4 separate regions of the Homo sapiens genome follow, and all the other regions are linked to region 1. A link is a loop called in an ENCODE intact Hi-C map of the cell type or tissue named here. Cell type or tissue: CD4-positive, alpha-beta T cell. All regions are shown on one strand. Each heading gives the region's core, and the rest is flanking DNA. Links, peaks and the distances in the headings are about the cores only. Region 1 holds the start of NUP37 (nucleoporin 37). Region 2 has its middle 11 kb from the start of GNPTAB. Region 3 overlaps GNPTAB (N-acetylglucosamine-1-phosphate transferase subunits alpha and beta). Region 4 holds the start of DRAM1 (DNA damage regulated autophagy modulator 1).

Region 1 (5,010 bases), core at 1-4,000:
CACATGCACATAATCTTCACAATCCACAGTGTAGGCAGCATTTCTTGAGGCATCTTGCTTCATCTTGTATGTCAAAATTCAAGCAGTTGTGAAAATTAAATAGCCTTCTACTGGACAAGGTCACGAAACTGTGGATTAGAGCACAGGTACAATTACAATGGTCAATATGTTAGTCATTCAGCAAATGCATCAAAATAAGGTTGTGGTGTTACAATGAGACAGAAAGCTCAAAAGAAACATTTAAAGTACTTATCAAGGGACAGAAACTGCAGGAAAAATATTAAATCTAGTTATTAATGGTTCCACATTTGCTCCACAGCTCTTTCCCATATCTGTGATTCTAGCAGACAATAACACTGCAAAGTTCTGTTTAGATTATCTAAAACAAATAGTATTTCATCTGAAGATGGAATCATTTTAACAGCAAATGTTAATAAAAATTAATAACTTTTATGAACCACTATTTGTAGGTACCATATTAAGCATTTTACTGACATGATCACATCTGGTATCTGTACAAATCTAAAGGCAGGTACTACCTCTGGTCTCCATTTTGTAGATGGAGAAACTGAGGCTTCAGTAGGTTAACTAACTTGCCAAGCTCATAAGCAGGGCCAGGATTTGGAAGACTTCATTGTGTGTGGAGAACCAGCGCTAATGAAGAAAAAAACAGCCTCCTGGCTTGAAGGAGACCACAGTTTAGGGATAGTTATGACTCAACGTGAAAAGGGCTATAATATAAACAGATAGAAAATACAGGATCTGTTGTTAAGGAGTACCAAAATGTGTGATATAAAAATAATGTTCAGGGGGTTGGGCGGAGGGAGAGCATCAGGATAAATAGCTAATGCATGTGGAGCTTAATACCTAGGTGATGGGTGTGCAAACCACCATAGCACACGTTTTACCTTTGTAATAAACCTGCACGTCCCGCACACGTATCCCGGAACTTAAAAATTAAAATAATAATATTCTTAAAACTAGGCAGAAGACCTTAACCTGTCAGGGACTAGTGTGCATTCTGGAAGTAGCATTCCCACATGAGAATTATGGGTTTTAGAGTTTTTGGTTTTTTAAAAAATTCGACACAAGGGTTGTCCTGAAAACAGCTGGACTCAGTAACAAACATATCAAGCACCTTAAGAGTATGTACTGAGAATGAGTCCCACCTCGAGACGCTTATAAACTAGTAACTTTAGGAATGGACATCAGGGACTGGAGACTTTTGAAGGGTGACCAGCAAGTGTTATGGACACGGAGACAGAGAGGTATAGAAGTGCAAGAGATTCGAGGTCACGAAATTGTTCCGTCCCTACACCTACTGCTCATTAAAGCAGTGGCCGGGGCCTCACCGTACACGTTGGACAGGACTTGCCCCTGTAAAACTACAACGGCAGAGAAGAAGGGAGGGAACAAGATAAGTCTCTGCAATGAGCGCCGACACCTCTCCCCGGGCCAGGCGAGTTCCTCAAGACCCCGCTCCCACCTCCCGGGGCCCGAAGTGGGAAGGAAGAACTCCTGGGAATAGAGTGGCAAGGCTGGGCGGCCGGCAGAAAAGCATCCCGGCCTCTCGGGCTCCCAGCTCGATACGCACCGCAGAGCGCCAGGAACCGACCAGAGGCAGGCTGGTCTTCCTTGGGGGCTGCCGCGACGCGCTGTGGCTCTGCTTCCGGGTCGGAGGGCGAGCGCAGCGATTGGCTCCCGGGGCCTCCCGCGAGGTTTGAACTGTATTCAGCGGCGACAGCGGCGACTGCGGCGGCCGCGGGAGGGCATCCCGTTGGGGATCCTTCCGCACACTGAAGAGTACGTCTTCGGGTCTACCCCTAATCACGTAAGTCTCGCGTCTGCCCTACCTGCCCTGTCGCATTTTTAAGTGGTGATTCAGGCTGTGGCTTTTGAGGGTGTTTTGCACTGTAATACCTCGGTCGTAGCAAAGTGCCGTGGGACCGAAGTATTATGGTGCAGTGACTTGACGCTCGAGCCTGGTTGGGCCTGGGGGCTGTAGGCGGAGTTCACAGTATCTAGCGATGGAGCTGGTAGGTCCTGAGGGTTCGTCTGCAGCTTGGAAGACAGGCCCGTAGAGGCCTGCTTAACTTCCATTAGTTAGGCAGGAAACCTGGGTTCTAGTCCCACTATGTACACGGACTCCAATTCCTCAACTTTCTCCTACTCCTGATTAGTTACAGCCTCCCAAGGAACCTTTGGGACTTGCACTCGAACACTGATAATGATGTTGAGTGCAATTTTTAAATTGAGCACCTACTAAATGCCTGGCACTAGGTGGGTTATGTACTTGTTTCACTAACGTCTCATTCTGTGAGGTAGGAATTCCCTTCCTGGTTTTGCAGGTGAAGAAACTTATGCTCATTAGAGATTTTAAATACCGAAGGACTACAGGTCATAAAGGGGGAGCCTGGAAGTGATATCTGACTCGGAAGTGTAGTTCTTTCAACCATTTCACACTGCCTGCCCAGTGACAATTTTCTGTCTCACAGTTTTTGCTCTAGAGCAACTTGGAATCCAATTTTTTAAAAACAAGTGTTATCGCTGCTGCCTTTGGCTACTGTTTTTTTGTATAGTGCAGCCTGCCATTCAGAGTGCTTGCATATTTATTGTCTCATTGACTTCTCACAAGGGACTGGAAGGCAAGTATTTCTGTGTGATGATGCCTCCACCTAGGAACCACGTGTAAGGCTTATGGCATAGGCTCCCACAGCCAGCTAGCTACAGGAAGAGCTGGGACTAGACCAGGGGTTGGCAAACTGGCTGTGCTGCCTGTTTTTGTGCAGCCAGCTCCTGAGCTAAGAAGGAGTGTTACGTGTTTATATGGTTGGGGGAAAAAATGAAAAGAATAATGTTTTGTGATGTGTAAAAATTACATGAAATTCAAATTTCAGTGTCCATAAAAAAAGTTTTATTGGAGCACAGCTATACTCATTTGTTTGTTTATGTATGTCCATGGCTATTTTCACACTAGAAGGTCAAAGTGAGTAGTTGTGCATGCCTCAAATATTTACTGTTTGTTCCTTTAGAAAAAATTAGCTGATCCCTGAATGAGACTCTTGGTTTTCTGTCACCATAGTAATGCTCTTTTTTTTTTTTTTTTTTTTTTTTTTAAGACAGAGTCTCACTCTGTCACCTAGGCTGGAGTGCAGTAGTGCTATCTTGGCTCACTGCAACTTCCGCCTCCCTGGTTCAAGCGATTCTCCTGTCTCAGCCTCCCAAGTAGCTGGGGTTAGAGGCACACACCACCACACCCAGCTAATTTTTAGTAGACAGGGTTTCACCATGTTGGCCAGGTTGGTCTCGAACTCCTAACCTTAGGTGAGCCTCGGCTTCCCAAAGTGCTGGGATTACAAGTGTGAACCACCATGCCCAGGCAATGCTCTTTTACTTTTAACTCAAAACAACTTAGAAACTCATAATGCATGATAATAGCTAATGTGCTTTTATACATGCCAGGCACTGTTCTAAAAGCTTTACTTGTGTTTATGTCGTTGACTTGTCATAAAACCCTATGGGATAGGGTTTTCATTTTCATTATGAGGAAGCTGAGGCAGGGAAAGGTGATGTAACTTGGCCAAGATCTCGCAGCCAGTAAGTGGTGGAGCCACATTTCAGAATGGCCTAATTCCCAAGTGAGTCTTCATTCATAGCAATCAAATCTCATAATACTACCTTTAAATAATACCAGTAAGTAATTTACTCCTAAAAATGTATTTCAGGCAAAGTGACCATGTCACTGAAGCTGACAGTTCTTCACTTTCTTTTTTCTTTCAAGAGATGAGGGTGATTTTTTGAAGAGAAATACAATTCTTAGCTATTTACTAGGATTTGCATTTATGTAAATAATTAATCTCTAATCTTCTACCTGTATCTTTAAGTTGCATCATAGATTGTGTCTATAATTTAATTATATTGCAAGTGGCATGTATCTTTGCTCTTGATTATACAAACCAAAGTAAACATCTAGGATTCTGTTTATGCCACATAAAAATAGAAGAAAAGGATAGCAGAAGGAGTCAGGAAATGGAATAAGTACAGGAAAATACCCAAAATAAGATGATGGGCATGTGAGTATGTTGAGACTTGAGTACTTAAAGTAGGAAAAAAACTTTTAGCAGGCATGTCTGTAAACTCAGAGAAAGGAATTGGATGCCTTATATAGTCTTGGGTATATGAAACATTGGCACTACCTCAAATTATTTTGAAAGGCTTTTGTGTGCATCAGGAGAAGTTACTTAACATGATGCTTTAAGAACACAGCTTATAGAGTTAGACATATTAAGTTTATGCTGTTTGTCCACTTACAAGCTGAGTGACGTGGAGGTTATTAGGTAAAATAAGGATAATAACAGACCTGTCTTATTGGACACTTATGACAGTCGAGTGAGGTAATCAATATTAAGCTTTTGAAAAGTATCTCCACCAAGTTAGCTCCTAAATATTAGTTATTTTATTGGTTATGTAGTACGGTGTAACAAACCATTTCAAAAGTTAAGGTTTTAAAATAACCATTTCCTTCTGATTCTGTGGATCAGCAGTTTGGGTGGGACACTGCTTGGTGATACTCTAGTGGTCATACAGGACACAATTCCTCCTGTTGTAATAGGTGGTGACAACACATGTGAAATGTCTACCAGGGAAGCTTATTAGAGACTTAATGCCCAGGGTTTTTATTGGGGGCTAAATGCAAAGGCATCCACTGTCTGACATGTACCAAAATTCCAGACTCGCAAGTGTTTAGCATAAACTATATTGTTTGTATGAACAGTTTAGCACAGTGAACCACTCTTACTGGAAACACTCCTGAAATCTAAGCTCCCAAACTGGACTCCAGCTTCAAAGGAGAGCATTCAGGCCTATTGTATTAGTACTTCTGCACACACCACTTAAGGCCTAAGCTCAGAACTCCCACAGCGTCATTCTTGCCACATTCTATTGGTTAAATCAAGTCACAAGCCTGGTCCAGATTCAAAAGGGTAGAAAAATAGGCCACCTCTTTTGGGA
Region 2 (8,051 bases), core at 1-4,000, 280 kb before region 1:
TGAGGTGGCTCACACCTGTAATGCCTGCACTTTGGTAGGCCAAGGAGGGTGGATCACTTGAGCCCAGGAGTTCGAAACCAGCCTGGCCAACATGGCGAAACCACATTTCTACTAAAAATACAAAAATTAGCCAGGTGTGATGGTGTATGCTTGTAATCTCAGCTATGTGGGAGACTGAAGCAGGAGAATTGCTTGAGCCTGGGAGGCAGAGATTGCAGCGAGCCGAGATTGCGCCACTGCACTCCAGCCTGGGCGACAGAGAGGGACTCTGTTTCAAAAAAAAAAAAGTTCCAATCACAGAGTTGTATAAAGTTTTGATGAATTGAATTACAGTGTGTTATTAAAGGATATAGAGAATAACCCTATGTTTTGAGGTAGAGCTCATTTGGAAAACTTTCTAGCTTGGGATCATTTTTATATAGTGGAATATACTAATGTCAACTTGGTTTTAAAACCTCTGTTATTTCTATCATTATTGACTCTGGTTGTTTGTTTGCTTCATTTTGTCTACTACTTCTTTGTATCTTTTCTCCCTTTGCCTAAATAACCTTTTCTTTTTTTAGAGACAGGGTCTCTCTGTCACCCTGGCTGGAGTGCAGTGATACCATCTTGGCTTACTGCAGCCTCGACCTCCTGGGCTCAAGCGATCCTCCCACTGCAGCCCCTGGAGTAGCTGGGATTACAGGTGTGCACCAATATGCCTGGCTAATTTTTGTATTTTTTGTAGAGATGGGTTTTCGCCATGTTGTCCAGGCTGGTCTTGAACTCCTGAGCTCAGGCAATCCACCCATCTCGGCCTCCCAGAGTGCTGGGATTACAGGCATGAGCCATTGTGCCCAGCCTAAATAATCTTTTCAAAAACCAGCTTCTGCCAGGCACGGTGGCTCACAATGGAATCTGGAAAAGAAGGCTGGCCCAGTAGTCCCAGAACCTTGGGACACCAAGGCAGGAGGATTGCTTGAGGTCATGAGTTCAAGACCAGCCTGGGAAATATATCGAGATGCCCTGTCTCTACTAAAAATACAAAAAATGTGCTGGGCATGGTGGTGTGCGCCTGTAGTCCCAGCTACTCAGGAGGCTGAGGCGGAAGAATCACCTGAACCTGGGAGGCAGAGGTTGCAGTGAGCTGAGATTGCACCACTGCATTCCAGCCTGGGCAACAGAGTGAGACTCCGTCTCCAAAAAAAAAAAAAAAAAAGACAAAAAAAAAAAAAAAACACACCAAACAGACAAAAAAAAAACCCAGCTTCCTGTTTGGGTCATTCTCTCTAATGTTCTGTGGTTTTCTATTCATTGATTTGTGTCTCTGTCTTGGTAATTTTCCCCCCTTATTCTGTTTGCTCTGTTGCTCTGTTGCTCTTGAACTCATTTTTCAAATTTAATATTTAGCTCAATTTTTTCAATTTTATGGTTTTTTAATAAATGTTTTCCAAAGCATAAATGTCCCTCTAATTACTAATTTTATTGCATCCCATCAATATTGGCACAGAATGCAGGTGCACAATTGGGAGTTGGGGCACTGCAGTGGGTGTCAGGCCTGGGCACACAATGTACCCATCAGGAGGACCAAGGCAAGGAGGTCACCAGGCCTAGGCCAGGGTGGCAAGGTTCTGAGATACTGTGATCTCTGGATACGCATGGCTGCTGCAGAGCACAGCTGATGTCCTCCCATACTGGTACCCTAACCCACCATGTGGCAGGAAGAAGAAAACACAAAAACCAAACAATGAAATCTAGAAAAGAAGAGTGGCCCAGTGGCTCATGCCAGTAGTCCCAGAACCTTGGAACACCAAGGCAGGAGGATTGCTTGAGGTCATGAGTTCAAGACCAGCCTGGGAAACATATTGAGATCCCCATCTCTACAAAAACTTTTTAAAGAAAGAAATTAGCCAGGCATTGTGGCCCGTGCCTGTAGTACCAGCTACTCAGTACTCAGGAGGCTGAGGCAGGAGAGTTTCCTGAGCCCAAGAGTTTGAGGCTGCAGTGAGCTGTGATTGTACCACTGCTCTCCAGCCTGGGTGACAGAGCAAGATCCTGTGGAAAAAAAAAACAAACAAACAAACAATAACAACAACAAAACAAACAAACAAAAAACCCAGGAACAATGCCTCATGCCTGTAATCCCAGCACACTTTGGGAGGCCAAGGTGGGAGGATCACTTGAGCCCAGGAGTTTGAGATCAGCCTGGGCAGCATAGTGAGACCCTGTCTCTAAAAAAATAAATAAATAAAAAATAAATGGGCACACCATGGGGTAGCCCTGCTCCACAAAGAGCAGTAAAAAAATTTTATGCCAAATAAATAAATATTTTTAAAAGGACGGAGGAAGGGAGGGGAGCAAATATGGAAAGAGTTGGGGCGGGGGGTGATGCCACCTTCTTCCTGCAACATTCCTTCATCGCCCTCTACTGGCAAAGCTTCACATCACACTCACTGCAAAAGAAACGCTTCAAAAGAAGTCCAATTCATTAATACACAGCAAGTTCTGAAGGAGTGAATTTGGAACTGAGAGGCAACAATTGATTATTGGCATATCCTTGAAGCCAGGGTTCTAGGTGTGGTTGAAGTTCTCCTAATCAGGTGAATTCACAGAAGATTTCAACCTGGAAGTAAGCTACATGGAGAGAGAGAGGCAGTGCAAAGGGCGCCTGTTTTGGCTGGAGTGAGTGAGTCAAGGCAGGTGTGGTGCAGTTGGAAGCAGCTTCCTGCCTCTGTAGAAAGCATCCTGATCCTGCTCTTTCTGATCCCGGCAGCGTCAGTAGCTCCCTTGACAGCTTAGTTCAGTGGAGTATTAGGACCTGATCTTACAAATTCAACCTAGTAGTCTCTATCTAGAATACTGTCATAGGTAAAGGCTCTTTGTTCAGACCTCCTGAGGGCTTATGGGTAGGCCAACTTAATCCCTTTCTGTTTAAATCAGTGAATAGATTCCTTAATCTACAAATAATTACCCTGACCAAAATAAGGTAAGAGAACATAGCTTGTATAATAGTAAAACTCCTTGGAATTCATTGACTCTTCCTTCGTTGCCTAGCACATTGTCCATTTTTGTAAAGTTTCAGGTTTGCTCAAAAAGAAAATATTCTCACCAATGGCTTTGGCTCATGCCTGTAATCCCAGTGCTTTGGGAGGCCAAGGTTGGAGGGTCGCTTGAGCCCAGGAGTTTAAGACTGGCCTGGGCACATCGTGAGACCCATCTCTATGAAAAGAAAAAAAATTAGCCGCGTGCAGTGGCTCACGCCTGTAATCCCAGCACTTTGGGAGGCCAAGGCGGGTGGATCACCTGAGATCAGGAGTTCAAGACGGACCAGCCTGGCCAACATGGCGAAACCTCGTCTCTACTAAAAATAAAAAAATTAGCCAGGCCTGGTGGCGCATGCCTGTAATCCGAGCTACTCAGGAGGCTGAGGCTTGAGAATCGCTTGAACCCGGGAGGGGGAGGTTGCAGTGAGTCGAGATTGTGCCATTGTACTCTAGCCTGGGTGATAAGAGTGAGACTCCATCTCAAAAAAAAAAAAAATTAAATTAGCTAGGTGTGGTGGTACAGACTTGTAGTTCTAGCTACTTGGGAGGCTGAGGAGGGAGGATCACTTGAGCTGAGAAGTTTGAGGTTACAATGAGTTGTGATAGCACCACTGCACTCCATCCTGGGCAAAAGAGTAAGACAAAAGAAAAGAAAAGAAGGAAAGGAGGAAGAAAGGAAGGAAGGGAGAGAGAGGGGGAAAGAAAGAAAAAGAAAGAAAGAAAGAAAAGAAAGAAAGAAGAAAGAAAGAAAGAAAAAGAAAAAGAGAGAGCGAGAGAGAGAGAAAGAAAGAAAGAGAGAGAGAAAGAAACAAAGAGGCTGGGCTCAGTGTTTCACGCCTATAATCCCAGCACTTTGGGAGGCCAAGGTGGGCGGATCACGAGGTCAGGAGATGGAGACCATCCTGGCTAACATGGTGAAACCCCGTCTCTACTAAAAATACAAAAAATTAGCCGGGTGTGGTGGCAGGCGCCTGTAGTCCCAGCTACTCGGGAGGCTGAGGCAGGAGAATGGCGTGAACCCCAGGAGGCAGAGCTTGCAGTGAGCCGAGATCAGGCCACTGCACTCCAGCCTGGGCAACAGAGTGAGACTTTGTCTCAAAAAAAAAGAAAGAAAGAGAGAAAGAAAGAAAGAAAGAAAATTCCCTCTGTGTATTTTTCTGTCTGTCTTGTCTCTCCTGTCTCCCCCTTAGTTCCTAATTTCTTCCCTGTTTAAGTTCTCACAAACCTCAGGATCAATATGAAGTCCACTGTGATGTACTTTGCAGAATCTACCTATTTGCAAAAGCTAACTCCTACCCTCATCTTTGTACCTGGTGTTTGAAAACTGGATCAATTTTCTGATCTCCAAGCATTTGGAACTTTCTTTAGTTTTCATCTCCTTAAAACCAAAGCTTCCAACCCCACCGGAAACAAACAAACAAGCAAACAAAACACCCAAAGCAGTGAGCACTCAATATATATATTTGATTATCCATAAATGCTGATTCTCTAATTCATTGCAATGTCAAGTTCATAATTAAATAGGGAGACTTTTGCATTTTGCATAGTCTGCTTTCCAGAATACTGTCAGGGATACTCTGATATTTTGCTATAATGCTTTGGCAGTGCTCTAGATGTATTAAACTCACTGTAACCAATCCCAGGAGCACAGTAAAAGTCCAAGTGATGCCAACCAACAAGGAAATTTCAGAGTTAATTTATCCAAAGTATAAATATCACAGTGAAAGAGTAATAACTGGTGCTTCTGACATTTTAGGCTAAAGGAACGAATAAATGAATGTGGCAAGAACCCCTAGATTATACCAAAAGAAGGGTGAATAATTATTAGGGTTAGTGTGAATAGAGAGAAGCTTATGAAAAGGAAAAAGATTTTCTGTTGTCTTTTCTTCTGTCATCAAGTTCGAACCAGCTGCAGGTTTATCTCAATTGCTCTGCTATGAGGTGCACGTAAAACAAAAAGATTCTAAAAGCTACATTATAAGTCCCTTCCAATGTGGACAGCCCTATTCCTTTCCAAGGCCTATATATTCTTTGGATTCTTAGTTTAAAGCAGCAACATTAAAATTGTAAATGAGATAAGGCAGGACTGGTTTTACCATTTTCACATCTTACATCATATTAACCTAGATTCAAAGTAAAGTCATTCTTGTTGGATTTATTTTCGTGTCACACAATATGCAGATTCACCACTAATTAATTTTGAGAATTCTCCTCTAGAAACGTGCTTTTTTATTAAGATAAATTTCTCTCAAATAAGGTTAAATAAACAAAAAATCATGGGTCAAAGCCTCATTGTCTGCTGAGCAATCATGTATATTGCTTTAATTATTCTTCCTCAATTTCCTTGAAAATTCTCTATTTAACTTTATTGAGATTATAATTAAGATCCTATAAAATTAGGCCAGGCGCGGTGGCTCATGCCTGTAATCCCAGCACTTTGGGAGGCCAAGGCGGGTGGATCACAAAGTCATGAGTTTGAGACCTAGGCCAACATGGTGAAACCCCATCTCTGTAAAAAAAAATACAAAAAATTAGCCAGGCATTGTGGCGTGGGCCTGTAATTCCAGCTTCTCAGAAGGCTGAGGCAGGAGAATAGCTTAAACCCAAGAGGCAGAGTTTGCAGTGAGCCAAGATCGTGCCACCGTACTCCAGCCTGGGCTACAGAGCAAGACTTTGTCTCAAAAAACAAACAAAGAAACACACACACACACACACATATACACACACAAAACAAGATTCTATAAAATTGACCCATTAGCTGGGTACAGTAACTCACATCTGTAATCCCAGTATTTTGGGAGGCCAAGGAGAGAGGATCATTTGAGCTCAGGAGTTCCAGACTAGCCTGGGCAACATAGTGAGACCCATTTCTACAAAAAAAAAATTTTTTTTAATTAGCTAGGCATGTTGGCACACACCTGTAGTCCCAGCTACTTGGGAGGCTGAGGTGGGAGGATTGCTTAAGCCCAGCAGGTCGAGGCTGCAGTGAGCTGTGATCATGACACTAGATTGTAATCCAGCCTGGGCAACAGAGTGAGACCCTGTCTCAAAATAAATAAAATAAAATAAACTCATTATAGGTGAACAGTGCCACTATATGTGCATGCCATTTGTGTGCTTTCTTTGCTGAAAAGTCTTCTTCAAACCCTCTGCCCACTTTTTAAATTTGGTTAACCTTCAACAACCTGGCATCTACTCCTGCTTCTATTAAAACTAACGTCTGAAATAATGAAATGCAGTGGATATAGTGAATCCTAACTAACAAGTCCAGTAGTATATTTTGGTTTATCTTCTCCTTGACCCTCCTGCAGTATTGGATGTCTTCAATAATCTTTTCTTGAAATGTTGTCTTACTTTGGTGTCCAGGACAGAATACGTTTCTGATTTTTCTGGAAGATCTTTGATGACTTCCTTTTCTGGGTTGTAGTCTACCTCCTGCCGTTTCTAGGTGGTGGTTCAGTTCACATAGACTAGACCTCTGCCCTCTGCTTTACTTCTACATTTTATTTCATGGCAACTATAATGTCTTCAAGAAAATTTCTAGATTAGCCAGGTGTGGTGGTGGGTGCTTGTAGTCCCAGCTACTCAGGAGGCTGAGGCATGAGAATCTACTGAACCTGGGAGGCACAGGCTGGAGTGAGCCAAGATTGCGCCACTGCACTCCAGCCTGGGGGACACAGTGAGACTCCATCTCTAAAAAAAAAAAAAAGAAGGAGGGAAAAAAAGAAATTTTATAGAAGGCAGTGAGATATCTGATGATGTCATCAAGAAACTGGTGTTATGTAAGCATGGTGAGAGCTGGAGCCGTGGGAAGGAAACTAAATGACAGGCCCTACCATAGTGGAGGGATGCAGCACTGTGAGAAGGGATGCAGCTAGGCAGGAGAGAAACACCCCTTTGATCTCTTCCTGGTGCCTCCCATTGGTTGAAACCAGAGGTTAGGAGAGTCTGTGTAAAACCGTCCATGTGGTCAGCAAAGGGTATGGGAATGAATCTGGGAGCAAATGAAAACTAGCCAATACATTCGGGGTCTAAAGCAAACATCTCACCATCTCACCGTGTTTTTTTTTTTTTGAGTCAGAGTCTTTCTCTGTCATCCAGGCTGGAGTTCAGTGGTGTGATCTCGGCTCACTGCAGCCTCCTGCCTCCCAGGTTGAAGCAATTCTCCTGCCTCAGCAACCCGAGTAGCTGGGATTACAGGCACACACCACCACACCCGACTAATTTTTGTATTTTTAGTAGAGATGGGGTTTCATCATGTTGGCTAGGCTGGTCTTGAACTCCTGACTGCAAGTGATCTGCCTGCCTCGGCCTCCCAGTGTTGGGATTATAGGCGTGAGCCACCACGTCCGGCCCTCACCATCTTTTGTGCCTAAATCATCTCCCTGTTTTAACTTCTGTGCCTCCATCAATGGCACCATTACTCTCCCAGCCTCTTAAGCTGGAACCTCAGAAATCACTCCAACTCCCTTCATGGATTTTTTTTTTTCCTGTTAGTAAATTCTTATCCCTTATTTGGCATTACCCATCTCATAGGATTGGACTGTTGAATCCTCTATAAATGTGAGACTTCACAATTTCATGGTACTTAACATCACGGTTTAATTAAAATCCTCATGTGTGTACTTATCTCTTGAATGAGCATTTTCAGGGCAGGGTCTGTGCTTCATACTTCAAATCCTCATTGTGCCCCTCAGCATTCTGTCAGGGTAGGGACTCAGCAACGCTTGTAAAATAAATAAATGAATGATCTGTTCACGGTGGACATGGGCCTACAACTTGCCTGAATTCCTTGTCCAAATGACAGAATATGGCAACAGAGTCAACACATTTCACTAGTAAGTGGCAGCATCCACAATGATAACTTCCAAAGATGTTCAACACCAGCAAGCACATCACTGCGACTTCAGTAACCATAGTAACAAGACTACAATAAGATCATAACCAGCTAGTCAGACTAATCTCTTTCTAGTGGAAATGACCAGTGAATTACTTTCTGTGTGGACTGGGTTACTCTAAAGAAGATTC
Region 3 (7,253 bases), core at 1-4,000, 350 kb before region 1:
CTTATATTGGGCAAAAAATCTGCAATGTAATTAACCTTGCTGGAATTGGTGACAAGTACATCTGCTAGTGGGGTGTCTGAACAGCTTTTGTGCCACGTGCCTGGGAGGAGCACCTTCGGCAGGACTGCCTGAAGTGCTTCCATGGGAAAACTACCTTTTGGGGCAAAGCTTTTGGGGCAATCATAAATCTAAGCGTGAACATCACAAACATCAAGTTCCACAAACAGGCTTTGCCACCCCTACGAAAGTCCACACCACTCTTTATCTGTTTTCTGTTCTGACTCTGTATCACACAACTTCCTATGAAGAGGCTTTCATCACTCAGGAAAAGGGGAGAGGCCTGAAAACCACAAATGTAGGACAGTAAAATCCTTCTGCTGAACTAGTGCTTCTAAAAGAGCTTACGGTCTTCTTTCTCAATCTATAAAACAAAGCAAACACAAATTTTATTATGAGCTTATTCTGAGCTCTTCTATTTGCTGCATGACTATTCTTAGCTCATTTTCTAAGCAGTTTCCTGAGCGTATGTAGTCCAGAACACCAGAGGTGAGAGTTAGAAATTTCATTTATATCTTTTCCCCTTATGATGTAGGCCATTAACTCTTCTCACAGATTAGGTGCAGGTGCATGTGTGAGCACCTGCAGATGCATGTAACTGTCTTCCTGACTCACCACTTTCACCTCTTTTACTTAGTGAGTGCCTGGCACATATTTAGTACTCACTAAGTTGGTTCTCACTGAGTCACCAACTTGCCTCAGCATATGTGCCGGGTGCTGGGAGGCAGGCCACACAGGGGGATTAGTAGTCTGCCTGGGTCCCTGTCTACCCTCTGGCCTTTCCTGTCCCTTTCCTCCCTCTCACAGCACCCCCAAAGCATTTCTGAGGGCTCCCTGGAGAGAAAAAGTCACTATTCTAGAACAATTTATTTACTTATTTTTATTTCTATTTTTTGAGACGGAGTCTGACTCTGTCGTGCAGGCTGGAGTGCAGTGATGTGATCTCGGCTCACTGCAACCTCCATCTCCCGGGTTCAAGTGATTCTCCTGCCTCAGACTCCCGAGTAGCTGGGATTACAGGCAAGCACCACCATGCCCAGCTAATATTTTTTGTATTTTTAGTAGAGGCAGGATTTCATCACATTGGCCAGGCTGGTCTCCTGACATACAATCTGCCCGCCTCGGCCTCCCAAAGTGCTGGGATTACAGGCGTAAGCCACCAGGCCTGACCTCCATCTCCCATTTCTTGAGGGGAATCAGTGTCTGGTTCAATCACAGCTTCGTTATCAATTTCTAGATCACTTTCCTCACTTGATAGTTCGTCTGTGCTTATGTTTTCCTCCACCTTCTTACTACCTGTTTTTAATTCCTTGATATTTTCTTCTGATTTATAATAGCTTTCTGAGTAGCACATGGTACTTCACCCCCCATGCTCTCCACCTGCTCCCTCAGAAAGCACATTTCCTTGGTATGCAGAATGCTCGGATCCTGCTTATACATTTTCACGAAGTCCCGAAGCTCGTTCACTTTGCGAAGGTCCAGGGTCGGAAGGCAGTGGGCGAAGCTGAGGGGCTGCAGGCCAGTTTCAGGCCCAGGCACTGGCTTGGCGTAACCTCGAAGAAGGGGTGTGTCTAGTTTAATTTCATAACTTGTGTTGGCTCTTTGTTTGATAAGAAGGTATATCACTAAAACTATTCTTTTTAGTGCCTAGGGTTGGTTTCTAATTATATATGCATAAAAGAGCAAGAAGAGGTTTGTCTATAGTAACTATACAATAATTCGGAAAGAGATGAAGATTAATGAGGTTAAGGTAATATTTATATGTATGAGAAAGATTTTCTGCCACTGTAAAAAGGGTGGGGAAGTACCCTCTGACAGCCACTAGGTGGCACCCCAATCCTGGACATCATCATTACTTTTGTCAGAAGAGAGAAGGTAGTGTGGGAAGAGCAGCTGTAGTTTGTGCCTAAGGCTGGAGTTTGTGGCTTGGGCAATTGTGGGCAACTGCCTCCATATATGGCATCTTATTTTAAATTTTAAATTTACATAAATTATAAGTTTCTGCAAAAGGGAACAACTTCTATACCCACTCCCTACAGACCCACAGTGAACAACACGTAGCATGACTAAGAAATAAAGCTTTGTTGTTTTTAGCCATTGAGATTCCAGAATGTTTGTTCTAGCAGCATCATCTAGAACAACATGACTGATACACCTGGTACTTGTAGGAGTATGAGGCAAGGGAAGACAGACAGAGGGAGAACTAAATGGTGGCTGAGGCCAGGGCCTGGGTAGGCTACAACGACTGAGCAACTGGTGGATCAATTTGAGTCAAGGAAAGACAATATAGATGATGGTCAGGAGAAGCAGTGTTGTAGAACCCAAGAAAAAAATGTTAATTCAGAAAAATATGTTAATTCTGGTATATTTCTAAAGACAACAAGCATCAAAATTAAGGGACAAGAAACAAAATTAAGTGGAATGTGTAATTAGTAGGTCAATGGAGACCAATTTCAATGGCATGACAGATATGGAAACCAGATTTCAAGTGCTTGATACTTCACAAACTTCTAGATATAATATGAACATATGTAAGTATATATTGGAAGCAAATCTAACATTTTACATTTTGTACAGTGTATCACATAGGACAGGGATGATAAAACAATCCCAGGAGTATTAAATTCAGTATAATTCAGTATAACTGACCAAGTCACAAGATATAAGAATTGAAAAAGCAGTGTAAATAATCTTCACTTTTAAATTCTATAAATGATTATCAAGGCAAGATTAGAGCATATTAATATAAAATACATAGAGCCACTTTAAGATATTGCTTATTATAAGTGAGAATATTCAACAGTTCGTTCTACTGTTCTCAGCATTGTAGCCTATATTTAAAAATTGGCTTTAAAAACAATAGTAGCCAACAAATACAGGTAAGTTTGAATGCATGTTTTTAAGTCAAGCAAAAATAATGAGTGCAAAAGAGAAGGTATCCTTTTGAGGCAGACAAAATAGTATTTTAAGATAAGCCTTAGTTAAAAATCATGATATCAAACTGGTCATTTTTCAATGCCAAAAAGAAAGGCTGCGTCAAGTTGTCTAAACAATCACATATCTGCAAATACTCCCGAAGGACAGAGACCTGGGATGCTGCTAAACATCCTACAATACATAGGACAGTCCCCCAAGGATAGCGGCAACAGGTCTAAACTGTGAATGGTGCAAAGGTGGAGAAAATTTGGTCTAGAAGAACATGCAAATCCAAAATAACAAGGCTTTCCTATTAGAAGTTATTTTCCCAACAACTTTAAAGTGCTTACAAATTCAGAAGGTGTAATCTACTTTCATTTTGGATTCATTTGATTTAAAATCATTAAAAATCTGTTAGGAAAAAAACCCCACGTCTGCTAAGACCAACTGAAAACCAAATTAGTGCCTTTAAGTGATTCAACAATTCAAAGCTATTAGATCTTTTTTTTCTTTTTTTTTTTTTGAGACGGAGTCTCACTCTGTCGCCAGGCTGGAGTGCAGTAGCACCATCTCGGCTTGCTGCAACCTCTGCCTGCTGGGTTCAAGTGATTCTCGTGCCTTAGCCTCCCGAGTAGCTGGGATTACAGGCACACGCCACCACATCCAGCTAATTTTTGTATTTTTAGTAGAGATGGAGTTTCATTTCACCATGTTGGCCAGGATGGTCTCAATCTCCTGACCTCATGATCTGCCCGCCTCGGCCTCTCAAAGTGCTGGGATTACAGGCGTGAGCCACTATGCCCGGCCGCTACTAGATCTTAATACGTCCTGGTGGTTTTCTAAAACTTAATCAGTTTCAGAGTTGGTTGTTTCATCTTTATTTTAGAAATAAAACAAAAAAAGAAAAAGGTACCGTGCTTTAAAAGAACAAGTGCACATAGTGGTTTCAGAGAATTATCTAAAAGAAAGGGCATTAGTAGAAAATTATGACAATTTACTGTGACCTTAGGCCCTGACCAGAGCTTTGAGGGGGGCAGAGTCCATGCAGGACAATATGCTGTTCCCATCCTGCCTGCACAAACCACCTGTTCAGTCTTCAAGAACCCAGTGCAGCCTCTTTCTCTTTGAAAACTTCCCCCATGTCTCTGACCCACACAGACTTTTCCTGTTTCCAACTGCCAACTCTATACACACACGCTGCTTCCAAAATGTGACTATAAATGCTTGAGGGCAGGGTCTACATCTCCTCCACGTTTTGCACACTCACTCAACAACTACTATAATTGAAGGAAACTTAGCATGAGAATTCACTTGACAGCTTTGGGAAGATTTCCCACTTGCTCTAAAATATGTTTAAAAAAGAAGTGAACAAAAGCAAAAATCAAAAAATAAATGCAAAAACCCACCATGAATGAAAATGTTCTATGGATACAAAATGATTTAGAGGGATCTGAAAATAAGGACTGATGATCTGATTTATCAAAAGCTGAATTCTGTGTCCGTCATACACAAAAATTATACAGATAAATTAGAGAGTAATTAATCAGATTATTAAAGGACCCACCTCAAGGTATTTCAAATTAGAAAGTCTCTTACAGAAAAGACTGATTTATAAGACTACAGTCAAAAGATTTTATGAATTCAAATCCATTATCTTACAAATGAAACTATTTTCAAGTCCTACACTCCTGCCTCAGTTAATAAAACAAAAACAAAAAACTTCAGGTTTTGTTCTAAACAGGATGACAAAGGCCTAGTTGTGTATATACAACAATGTGCAAAGACACATTTCTGTGCCTAGAGTGACTCCTGTGAATAATCATACTGCTGAAAATGTTTCCCTATATATCCCAAGATATTGCCTCATATGGCTCATTCCTTAAGCAGCCCCCTAAGTGCCAAGTAATCACTAAGGGTAAAAAGGTGAATAGGGCAGTACCTGTCCTGAGATACCCGTGGCCTAGTGAGAATCTGTAGGGCAGAGCTGAGCTGAGCCCTAGGTGGCTCCAGGGCCACAGGCCATGGCAAAGGCCTCCTGGGGGAACCTGCGAGGGCAAAGTGGTTCAACAGTTCAAGTCTTGAAGTCCAATGTCTAACAGCCCTCTCCTCTGACATGCGACGTACACCCCTAATGCAACACATCCGAAACTGAGCTCTGGGTCTCCTTCCAAAAGACACTTGCTTCTGCCACTGAAGCTCTGAGTGTGGTTAATTCCATCACTTCTATCTTCACCAGAAAGGTCCACCTCCCCTTTCATTCTCCTCTTCCTCCTCCTGAATAGCTTGTAAGTCACCAAGTGATGTTGAGTGTTTCTCTCAGATGCTTCTGGAACCATTTCCATCGTTGGCATCCCACTGCCAAGCAACTTTTGCATGGGAACGTCTTACTGGGCTATGGCAGCAGCAGCTGAACTGGTTTTCCTACCACACCTTTCCCTAGTATGTTCCTTAGAAGCAGATCAGACTGTGTCCTTCCACGGCCTACAGGAAAAAATCTAGTATTCTTAACAGAGACGTTTCTCAACCTGGCCTCAACCTGTCTTTACAATCTCATCCTCACCAAAATCCCTGCCTGTGCTAGAAACCATTGCCTTGGTTCCCTGAAAACACCATTTATGTTCAGGCCTCCAGCCCTCTTGCTCAGGCTGTTCCCTCTACATAGAATGGTCTCTTCTGCTCCCTTCTCTGCTGGGAGAATGGCTGCTCTGTTTAGGGCCCAGCTAAAATGCTTCTATTATGCAAAGCCTGCCTTGACCCCAAGTACACCTAAAGCCCAGATGTTCTCATGGCACTCTGTATAAACTCTTATTTGGAGCTCATCATACACACAAAAGGTGTTTTGTTTGGTTGGGAACGCAGTGATAGGAAACTTCATTCTCAGAGTACTCATAATGTAATCAGGAAGCAAAGCCTAAGGAAAGCAAGTCACTCGAGGCCTGGACTCAAATGCTGACACTGCGTCTGTTCTTCCTCTTTCTCATTTTCTCTCTAGTCTCTAAAAATCTTAAGTCCTAGTCCCTGAAGTTGATCACAGGTGTTGGAATTATGAAAACAACCTTCAAAGAACATTATGTGTGATTAGCTTGATGCTCTGAGAGGTGTTGGCCTCCACAAAGACAACTCTGAAAATCCAAATAAATCTCTGACTGGGAGACTGAACTGTGGAAAGGAGTCTCACCACACCTGGAGCCTGCTGGTTTTCCTTGTTCAATTCAAATTGCTACCCCACTCCACCTCGACCTGCTTATACCACACATGCCACCCAAAAATAGTTTGCTGAATTGTCAACCATGACTCGGGACTGGCATTCTCTGGCAGCACACACCCATCCACCAGTAGACGCATGAGAGCAGTCCGCACTGGTGGGCAGCTGCAGCAGGCCAAGTGATGTGGGATATTCAAACAGAGTGGAGTATGGAGAAGTGGAATGAACCTTCTTTCTTTTCAGCATTTATTTTATTGAAATTATATAAATAGAATCAAGAATGCCATTCTGTCTACATAAGCAAGTTGAACTGGTGGTCAAAAGTACAGATATACATGTGTCTATAATTCTAGAACTAATAACCAGGAAGCCAAGAAGTCAAATAAACATTGGCTGAAATGAAAGTTAATCTATGGTTTTATCTGTCCAAATCAGTACTAAAAATAACTCAGAGGAAGGAGAGATGTATTATCTATTCTAAAATAACTGCATTTAAGAACAAATTCAACTCTAATATAGCCAGGCATTACAGTATTTCAAAGTACAATAAAGAAAGTCATGAAGGGCAAGGAGCAGTGGCTCACGCCTGTAATCCCAGCACTTTGGGAGGCCAAGGTGAGGGGATCACCTGAGGTCAGGAGTTGGAGACCAGCCTGGTCAACACGGCGAAACCCCCTCTCTACTTAAAATACAAAAATTAGCCAGGCATGGTGGCGCATGCCTGTAATCCCAGCTATTTGGAGGCTGAGGCAGGAGAATCATTTGAACCCGGGAGGCAGAGGTTGCAGTGTGCCCAGATCGCACCACTGCACTCCAGCCTGGGTGACAGAGCAAGACTCTCTCCAAAAAAAAAAAGCTATGAAGAAAAATATGAAAAAAGTAAAAAATTCATAAGTGGTTATTCACATTACCATTGTATTACAAGGATAATACAATGTATCATAAAACAGTAAAACACTTGGTCTGGGGTAGGGAGAAACAAGTTAAAAGGAATTTGGTTGGGGGGTGCATATAAAAACATGGTTAAGACAGGAACTAAGTAAAAACTGCTCTCTAGTCACCTCTAATCACAGCT
Region 4 (8,051 bases), core at 2,387-6,386, 240 kb before region 1:
CCATATTCTGGGAGAAGAACTTTATCTCCAACTTTCACGCTAACTGGTTGAATCTCTCTACCCTTTCCATAGAACCCCATCCAACAGCGACTACTCTTGCTTGCAATAATTTTCCTTGAGATTTTTCTGGAAGCATAATGCCTCCTTTGGTTACAGTTTCAGCAGCACGCCTTTCAACCAAAACTCGGTCAAGGAGTGGAAGAAACTTTCTAAACGCTTGGCTTGCCATGATTCCCTCCACCTCAGACTCGTACTCTGCTCGCGTGTATACATACTCATCTTAAGTGACAAATTCTTGTTAGCTCTATAGTCAGACAACTCTTTTTTTATTTGAGACTGAGTTTTGCTCTTTGTTGCCCAGGCTGGAGTGCAGTGGTATGATCTCGGCTCACTGCAACCTCCGCCTCCCGGGCTCAAGCGATTCTCCTGCCTCAGCCTCCCGAGTAGCTGGGATTACAGGGGCCCACCACTACACCCGGCTGATTTTTGTATTTTTAGTAGAGATGAGGTTTCACCATGTTGGCTGGGCTGGTCTCGAACTCCTGACCTCAGGTGATCCGCCCGCCTTGGCCTCCCAAAGTGCTGGGATTACAGGCGTGAGCCACCATGCCCGGCCTCAGATTTTTTTTTTTTTTTTTTTTTTTTTTTTTTTTTTTTTGAGACAGAGTCTTGCTCTGTCGTCCAGTCTGGAGTGCAGTTGCGCGATCTCGGCTCACTGCAAGCTCCGCCTCCCGGGTTCACGCCATTTTCCTGCCTCAGCCTCCTGAGTAGCTGGGACTATATGCGCCCGCCACCACGCCCGGCCAATTTTGTTTTTGTATTTTTAGTAGAGACGCGGTTTCACCGTGTTAGCCAGGATGGTCTTGATCTCCAGACCTCGTGATCCGCCAGCCTCGGCCTTCCAAAGTGCTGGGATTAGAGGTGTGAGCCACCGCGCCAGGCCAGACAATTCTTATATCTGTGTTAAAAGTGATTAGCCAATTGAATTGCTTAATTAAGGAAATTACATAAGCAGCAGAAGGGTAAGATGATCAGGTGAATTCCCTTTGATATTATAATTTCTTTGCTTAGGGAGAGTTTTTTTTTTTAGTCTGATGAATCAGTAGTAGGGCACGAAAGGAAAAAAGGGAAGGAATAGAGTGATTTTCAGAACACAGAAACCTAGGTAGAGATTACAATGAAACCATGGTTGCTAACTTTTGTGATTTTTATTTTTTATTTTTAAAATTTATTTATTTATTTAGAGACATAGTCTCTATCTGTTGACCAGGCTGGAGTGCAATGTCACCGTCTCTGCTCACTGCAACCTCTGCCTCCTGGGTTCAAGCAGTTCTCCTGCCTCAGCCTCCTGAGTAGCTGGGATTACAGGTGCCCGCCACCATGCCTGGCTAATTTTTGTATTTTTTAGCATTGACGGGGTTTCACCATGTTGGCCAGGCTGGTCTTAAACTCCTGACCTCATGGTCCACTGGCCTCCACCTCTCAAAGTGCTGGAATTACAGGCGTGAGCCACTGTGCCTGGCCATTTTTTTTTTTTTAAGACAGGGTCTCGCTCTATTACCCAGGCTGGAGTGCAGTGGCTGCAATCTCAGCTCAACTGCAATCTCTGCCTCCCAGGTTCAAGCGATTCTCATGCCTTAGCTTCACGAGTAGCTGGGATTACAGGCGCGCACCACCATGCCCAGCTAATTTTTGTATTTTCAGTAGAGACAGGGCTTCATCATATTGGCCAGGCTGGTCTCGAACTCCTGACCTCAGGTCATGTGCCTGCCTCAACCTCCTAAAGTGCTGGGATTACATTGCACCTGACCATTTTTAAATTTTTATTTGTTTTTGAAATAGAGTCTCGATCTGTGATCCAGGCTGGAGTTCAGTGGTGTGATCATAGCTCACTGCAGCCTCAAACTCCGGGCTCAAGTGAGCCTCCCACGTAAGCCTCTCATGTAGCTGGAACCACAGGTTATGCAACACCACACCCAGCTAATTTTTAAATTTTTTGTAGATATGGTTGCGGGTCTCACTATATTGTCCAGGCTTCGGCCTCCCAAAGCGCCGGGATTACAGAACTGTGAGCTACCATGCCTGGCCAGCTTTTGTGGTTTTTAAAAAGCCTTATTTTAAATTTTCTATTTTGTTTTGTATGGCGGGCACTCACTCCACGGCCACAGTGATCTCTTGAAATACTAGTCTGCCCATGTTCTTACTTTCTCCTTAATACCAAAAATAATCCAAGATTCTCAGCAGGACTCTGGTGACTTTGCCTCTTTGTTTCTCTCTCCATTTGCTGCCTCACACTTATTTAAGTGCTTTCATAGTCCCAGGGAAGCAAGCTCTGTGTATGCATTTCCTCCAGTTGTTTTCTGGGCCTGGAATGCTAATCTTATTTTTCTTTGCCTGGTTAGTAATTACTTCCTTTTGAAAACTCTGATGTCATCTGTCAGAAAACCTCCGTGGTCCTTCCTCTGAGCCCAGGCCCCTGGCCCTCAGCTCTGGGCATGTCTCTACTTTTTAAAATCCTCTCCTTTCCATTTAATAAACCACATAACATAATTTTGTTTTTATTTATTTATATTTTTGAGACAGAGTCTCGTTCTCTCACCCAGGCTGAAATGCAGTGGTGTGATCTCAGCTCACTGAGAAAACCTCCATTTCCCAGGTTCAAGCGATTCTCCTGCCTCAGCCTCCTGAGTAGCTGGGATTACAGGCGTGAGCCATGATGCCTGACTAATTTTTTGTATTTTTAGTAGAGATGGGGTTTCACCATGTTGGCCAGGCTGGTCTCGAACTCCTGACCTCAGGTGATCCACCCACCTTGGCCTCCCAAAGTGCTAGGATTACAGGCATGAGCCACCACGCCTGGCCTAATTTTGTTATTTTGATCTATGAGTGTCCTCGTCCTGAGGGTACTATTACTATTTCATCTTTGTAGCCTAGCATGGCGCCCATGAAATGTGTTTGTGGCTGAAAGGAACCTATCTTTGGTCACCAATGACCCAACAATTTTGGCCACATATGTTGGGCTCAGACTCCCTAAACTATCAAAATCATGTGCTTATATTATAAGTGCCTCCAGAACACAAATCCCTTTCACAGGGCTTGAAATGTATCAAGTCACTATTAATCATCTTAGGCCAAGGCTCCGAGTCTGGGCTACTCCAGAACCTGGAGGGGAGTTTTTTTTGTTTTTTTTTTGTTTGTTTGTTTTTTGAGACAAGGTCTTGCTCTGTCACCCAGGCCGAGTGAAGTGGTGTGATAAAGGCTCACTGCAGCCTCGACCCCCAAGGCTCAAGTGATCATCCCAACTCAGTCTCCCGAGTAACTGGAACCGGCTTTTTTTCTTTTTCATTTTTTTTTTTTTTTTTTGTAGAAGAGGGGTTTCGCTATGTTACCCAGGCTGATCTCTAGTTCTTGGGTTCAAGCGATCCTCCCAACTCGGCCTCCCAAAGTGGTGGCATTCCAGGGGTGATGGCTTTTGGATGCCTCCCAAAGTGATGGCTATTCACGGCGCCCGGCCTGGGAAATCTTATTTCCAGGAAATATTCTCCAGTTGCGCTCTCCTGGAAAGCAGCACAATGGGCCTCCCGGCTCCGTGGGCGCGCAGTCCCACCCGCCTGCCCCGCACCCCACCCGCGTACTCTCCACCCCACCCGTTCCCACCCTGTCTGGGTTTTCGGGTGTTCACCATTGAGGTGGGAGCCACATCTGCGCCCCGTGACCTGGCGAACCTCATTGAACACTTCTGCCCGACCCCCGCAGCAGCAGCGCGACCGGATGGCATGGGTGTCACCACGCGGTGGCCACTCTCACTGCTGCGAAGCGCCGGCGGCGGGACCTCGGAGGGGGCGCCCTCGGGGTGCGAGGCCCGGCACTCCGGAAATCCCCCGGGAGGGAGGGGTTGGGAGAAATAAATCCTTTTCTCCAGAGTTGCGCAAGAGCCAGCGCGGTAGGGCCAGAGTGGGAAGGCCAGAGCGGGCGTCCCCGCCAGTGACCCCACGCCGCCCGTCCGCGCCCAACCCGGCCTCCGCCGAGTGTCCAAACCAAAAGCGAAAGGAACCCGACCCCGCGTCCCCTCCGGCGGCTCCGTAGTCGCGTCCGCTTGGAGCTCGCCGGGCGCCTCCGACCCTGCCGGGCCGCTTTGTGACTTCACTCGTTTCGCAACAAGCCCGGGCAGCCCGCGCCCCACCCACTCTGGCCCGGCAGCCTCGCCGCCCGCAGCCTCGCTCCGCTCCTCGCGCTTCCCCTCCCTCCGGGGCTGGGCCTGCCCCGGCCGTCGCGGAGCCTCCCCTCCCACCGTCCGTGAGTGTACGCGCCCGGCCGCCGCCTCCAGGCAGCCCGGAGCAACCCGGCGCCCGGCCCCGCTGGGCGCAGCACTCCGTCGGCGGCGGCGGCGGCGCGATGCTGTGCTTCCTGAGGGGAATGGCTTTCGTCCCCTTCCTCTTGGTGACCTGGTCGTCAGCCGCCTTCATTATCTCCTACGTGGTCGCCGTGCTCTCCGGGCACGTCAACCCCTTCCTCCCGTATATCAGGTGAGTGGCAGGGTGGGCGTCAGGGCCCCAGGAGCAGGCACAGGGACCACAGGGAGCGCTGCCGACGGGGAGGGAAGGCGTCCGGACCCAGCTTGGGGCGTCGTGTGGTCAGGCAGAGGTGGGAGCAGGAGGAGAGGTGCTCCCGATAGCCTGGGATGTTTAGGGAGGCAGCGGGTGCGGCGCTGAGCACTTCTGCCTGTACCCGGAGCATGGAACAGGGTGGCAGCAAGGAGAGGTTCAGGATAGATGGTAGAGCTTTCATTCTGGGTATGGGACAGAATCTCAGCAGGACGTTCTTAGGCGATATTGAAACAAGATGGGTTCTGATAGATGACATATATTATACAAGAGGTAGATCCAGGTATATGCTAAACAGCCACTATTTTCACTTCTGCATCCCAACATCCCTTGAAGTGGATGTTTGGGCTTATTATTCCCGCAAGCGAGCGGTGGTGTAAAGTTGATGAAATATCATCAACGTGACACTGATGTCACACTAGTTAATGGTAGGAGCAGAATTCACACCCGGCCATGCAGAAAGCAACACTGTGCTGCCCCCAGGTCTCTGGGAGTCTGGCTTAAATTCTCTGGAGCTGCACCAGACACCTCTGGGCACTGTGACCCCAAAGTCCTCAACTTGTCAACAACTTGTGACATCTTTTGTGTTATTTTACCCATTCACTTTTCCTGTGCTTTGGCCTCTACCTTCCTGAGGGGCACTTCAGTGCCAGGGACAGTGGTCTGATCCTCCTATGTGGGTTCCAGCTCAGTGCCTTTCTCATAGTGGCAGGATTCTTTAAACGTTAGAACCATCCATCCTTATCTAAGTAGTGTGACCCCTCTGGACAGGCATTGGTTGGTGAACGGATGATAAGGTTGGTGACACCCAAGGTTTGTTACTGCTATGATAGAAAATGTAGGGCGTCTTCTTCCCTGCAGCCATTCTGTCTGGTGAGCAATGTTCTGTGTTTTTTTGTTTGTTTGTTTGTTTTTTTCCTTTTTTTGGGGGTGGGGGTGAGGAGTGTGGAGAAAGGGGAAACAAAGATCGAGCAAGAGGGGACTAGCATTTTTTAAAATTTTTTTTATTTTTTTGAGACAGAGTCTTGTTCTGTCGCCCAGGCTGGAGTGCAGTGACACAATCTCGGCTCACCGCAACCTCTGCCTCCCGGGTTCAAGCGATTCTCCTGCCTCAGCCTCCCAAGTAGCTGAGATTACAGGCGTGCACCACCACACCTGGCTTAATTTTTTTGTATTTTTAGTAGAGACAGGGTTTCACTATGTTGGTCAGGCTGGTCTCAAATTCCTGACCTCAAGTGATCCTCTTGCCTTGGCCTCCCAAAATGCTAGGATTACAGGTGTGAGCCAGTGTTCCCAGGGAACCAGCATTTACAAGATGCAGGGAATACAGCAATAGGTAGAATAGTGCAAATTTGCAGTAATGATGGTGGTTTTTGCCTATGAAAGGAGATGTTATGTATATCAAGATGTTCTCATCTGGCCTTTCGGTTTTTTCCATTTATTGTTATTATTTTTTATTTTCAGTAGAGACAAAGTCTCACTATATTGCCCAGGCTGGTCTTAAACTCCTGGGCTCAAGCATTCCCCTTGCTTTGGCCTCCCAGAGTGTTGGGATTACAGGCGTGAGCCACCACGCCTGGCCCTCCCATCTGGTATTATGCTTGGAAGAAACCTAGGCTTGGTTTCTCATGGCACATCTCAGGCCCAAGTGCCATCATCTTGCTTCTGAAGCAGGATAGATCCTTCTAGACTTGTGTAAAAGTAAAGACCTGCTCAGCTGGGCACAGTGGCTCACGCCTGTAATCCCAGCACTTTGGGAGGCCGAGGCTGGCGGATCATGAGGTCAAGAGATCGAGACCATCCTGGCCAACATGGTAAAACCTCATCTCTACTAAAAATACAGAAATTAGCTGGGCGTGGTGGTGCACGCCTGTAGTCCCAGCTACTCGGGAGGCTGAGGCAGAATTGCTTGAACCCGGGAGGCAGAGGTTGCAGTGAGCCGAGACAGAGCTACTGCACTCCAGCCTGGTGACAGAGCGAGACTCCATCTCAGAAAAAAAAAAAAAAGGTAAAGAGCTGCTCTACCTGCAGTGCTGCTTCTTTTGTTTGTTTGTTTGTTTGTTTTTTCAGACAAAGTCTCGCTCTGTTGCCCAGTCTGTGGTGTGGTGGTGGGATCACAGCTCACTGCAGCCTCGACCTCCTGGGCTCCATTGATCCTCCCACCTCAGCCTCCTGAATAGCTGGGGACTGTAGATAGGCATGCACAACCATGCCCAGCTAATTTTTAATTTTTTTTTGTATTTGTAGAGATGGCATCTTGCTGTGTCCTGCAATGCTTCCTTTTTTTTTTTTTTTTTTTTTTTTTTTAAGACAGAGTCTTGCTCTGTCGCCCAGGCTGGAGTGCAATGGTGCAATCTCGGCTCAGTGCAACCTCCACCTCCTGGTTCAAGCAATTCTCCTGACTCAGCCTCCCAAGTAGCTGGGATTACAGGCACCTGCCACCACGCCCAGCTAATATTTTTGTATTTTTAGTAGAGACGGGGTTTCACCATGTTGGCCAGGCTGGTCTCAAGCTCCTGACCTCAGATGATCCACCTGCCTCAGCCTCCTAAAGTGTTGGGATTACAGGCGTGAGCCACCACACCCAGCCTGCAGTGCTTCTTATTGAGAAAACAGTAGTCATGTTTGTCCCAGATCTGAAGGTTGAGGACAGATAATACGTGATATTCATTGGCCAGGCTGTCAAAGGCAGGTTTTGAATGTTCATAGAGGTGTCTGATGTAGTTGTGATTAATATCACTCTAAGGTGAACTTGAAATGGGAGACATTCAGAAATGGGAAAATAAGCTGACAAGGTGAACCACTTATGAGATGCTCAAATCACAGACCCTACAAGGAAGGGGTTTAAAATTTAACAAGGAAGCCTTCAGGAAAAGCAGAATTACAGGAGAAAAAGGCATGCCCCCTTGTTGCCAGGAGTTCTCAGCCAACACACAACAAACATTTGTACTGATTGCCCATGTGTGCCTGGGTCTTTTAGGTTGTTTGCTCTCTGCTTACCTGAGCAGCCGGAGCACTGGATTGCCCCTGCCCGCTCCTAGAAAACAAGTCCTTGGTGCAGCAACAAGATGTGGATAAGAACCACACATAGAGAAGAAGGCTGGGTGCAGTCTCTACTAAAAATATATAAAATTAGCTGAGCGTGGTGGCACATTCCTGTGATCCCAGCTACTCAGGAGGCTGAGGCATGAGAATCGCTTGAACCAGGGAGGCAGAGGTTGCCGTGAACCGAGACTGTGCCACTGCACTCCAGTCTGGGTGACTGAGTGAGACTCTTTCTCAAAAAAATGAAAGAACCAGACATAGAGAAGTGATAACTCTACATTTATCTACTGGCCTTGAAATATTCAACCTTATCCCTTTTTGTTGTGTTTTTTTTGGAGGTGGGGTCTTGCTATGTTGCCCAGGCTGGTCTCGAACTCCATGGCTCAAGCAATCCCCTGACCT

Evidence for each region. A loop is a pair of places that touch in the nucleus more often than their neighbours do. Peaks named below come from ENCODE experiments on the same cell type or tissue, not always from the same donor. Only the 100,000 strongest peaks of a DNase experiment are listed, where the experiment ranks them.
Region 2: it touches region 1 in a loop (2.3-fold over the local background); 3 of 110 quality-filtered maps call a loop at or near these places.
Region 3: a loop joins it to region 1, with 2.3 times the contacts of the local background. A loop is called at or near these places in 4 of 110 quality-filtered maps.
Region 4: a loop joins it to region 1, with 2.6 times the contacts of the local background. A loop is called at or near these places in 3 of 110 quality-filtered maps.

What each region holds. Positions count from the first base shown.
Region 1 is chr12:102,118,456-102,123,465 of GRCh38, forward strand. It overlaps NUP37 (nucleoporin 37), which reads right to left and starts at 1,659. Exons shown (of 10, transcript NM_024057.4): 1 at 1,595-1,659; 2 at 1-128. The coding sequence starts at 63. It overlaps PARPBP (PARP1 binding protein), which reads left to right and starts at 1,728. Exons shown (of 11, transcript NM_017915.5): 1 at 1,728-1,831. RefSeq lists enhancers at 1,460-1,529, 2,574-3,131. In CD4-positive, alpha-beta T cell, for the core only: no CTCF peak of the experiment used is centred there; a DNase peak (open chromatin) is centred at 1,706; H3K4me3 peaks cover 1,912 bases; H3K27ac peaks cover 892 bases.
Region 2 is chr12:101,837,545-101,845,595 of GRCh38, forward strand. No RefSeq gene overlaps it. Among named protein-coding and RNA genes, the nearest start is that of GNPTAB, 11 kb to the left of the region's middle. In CD4-positive, alpha-beta T cell, for the core only: CTCF peaks have their summits at 2,408 (motif pointing left) and 2,607; DNase peaks (open chromatin) are centred at 1,277 and 2,397.
Region 3 is chr12:101,771,883-101,779,135 of GRCh38, forward strand. The region is part of intron 7 of GNPTAB (N-acetylglucosamine-1-phosphate transferase subunits alpha and beta); the gene reads right to left. It also overlaps the pseudogene ST13P22. Among named protein-coding and RNA genes, the nearest start is that of SYCP3, 36 kb to the left of the region's middle. In CD4-positive, alpha-beta T cell, for the core only: CTCF peaks have their summits at 1,874 (motif pointing right) and 2,075; a DNase peak (open chromatin) is centred at 1,899.
Region 4 is chr12:101,873,395-101,881,445 of GRCh38, forward strand. It overlaps DRAM1 (DNA damage regulated autophagy modulator 1), which reads left to right and starts at 4,186. Exons shown (of 7, transcript NM_018370.3): 1 at 4,186-4,526. The coding sequence starts at 4,396. It also overlaps the pseudogene HSPE1P4. RefSeq lists enhancers at 3,590-4,372, 4,163-4,212, 4,373-5,154, 4,793-4,882, 5,023-5,072 and silencers at 3,823-3,982, 4,233-4,572. In CD4-positive, alpha-beta T cell, for the core only: no CTCF peak of the experiment used is centred there; DNase peaks (open chromatin) are centred at 3,867 and 4,167; H3K4me3 peaks cover 2,074 bases; H3K27ac peaks cover 673 bases.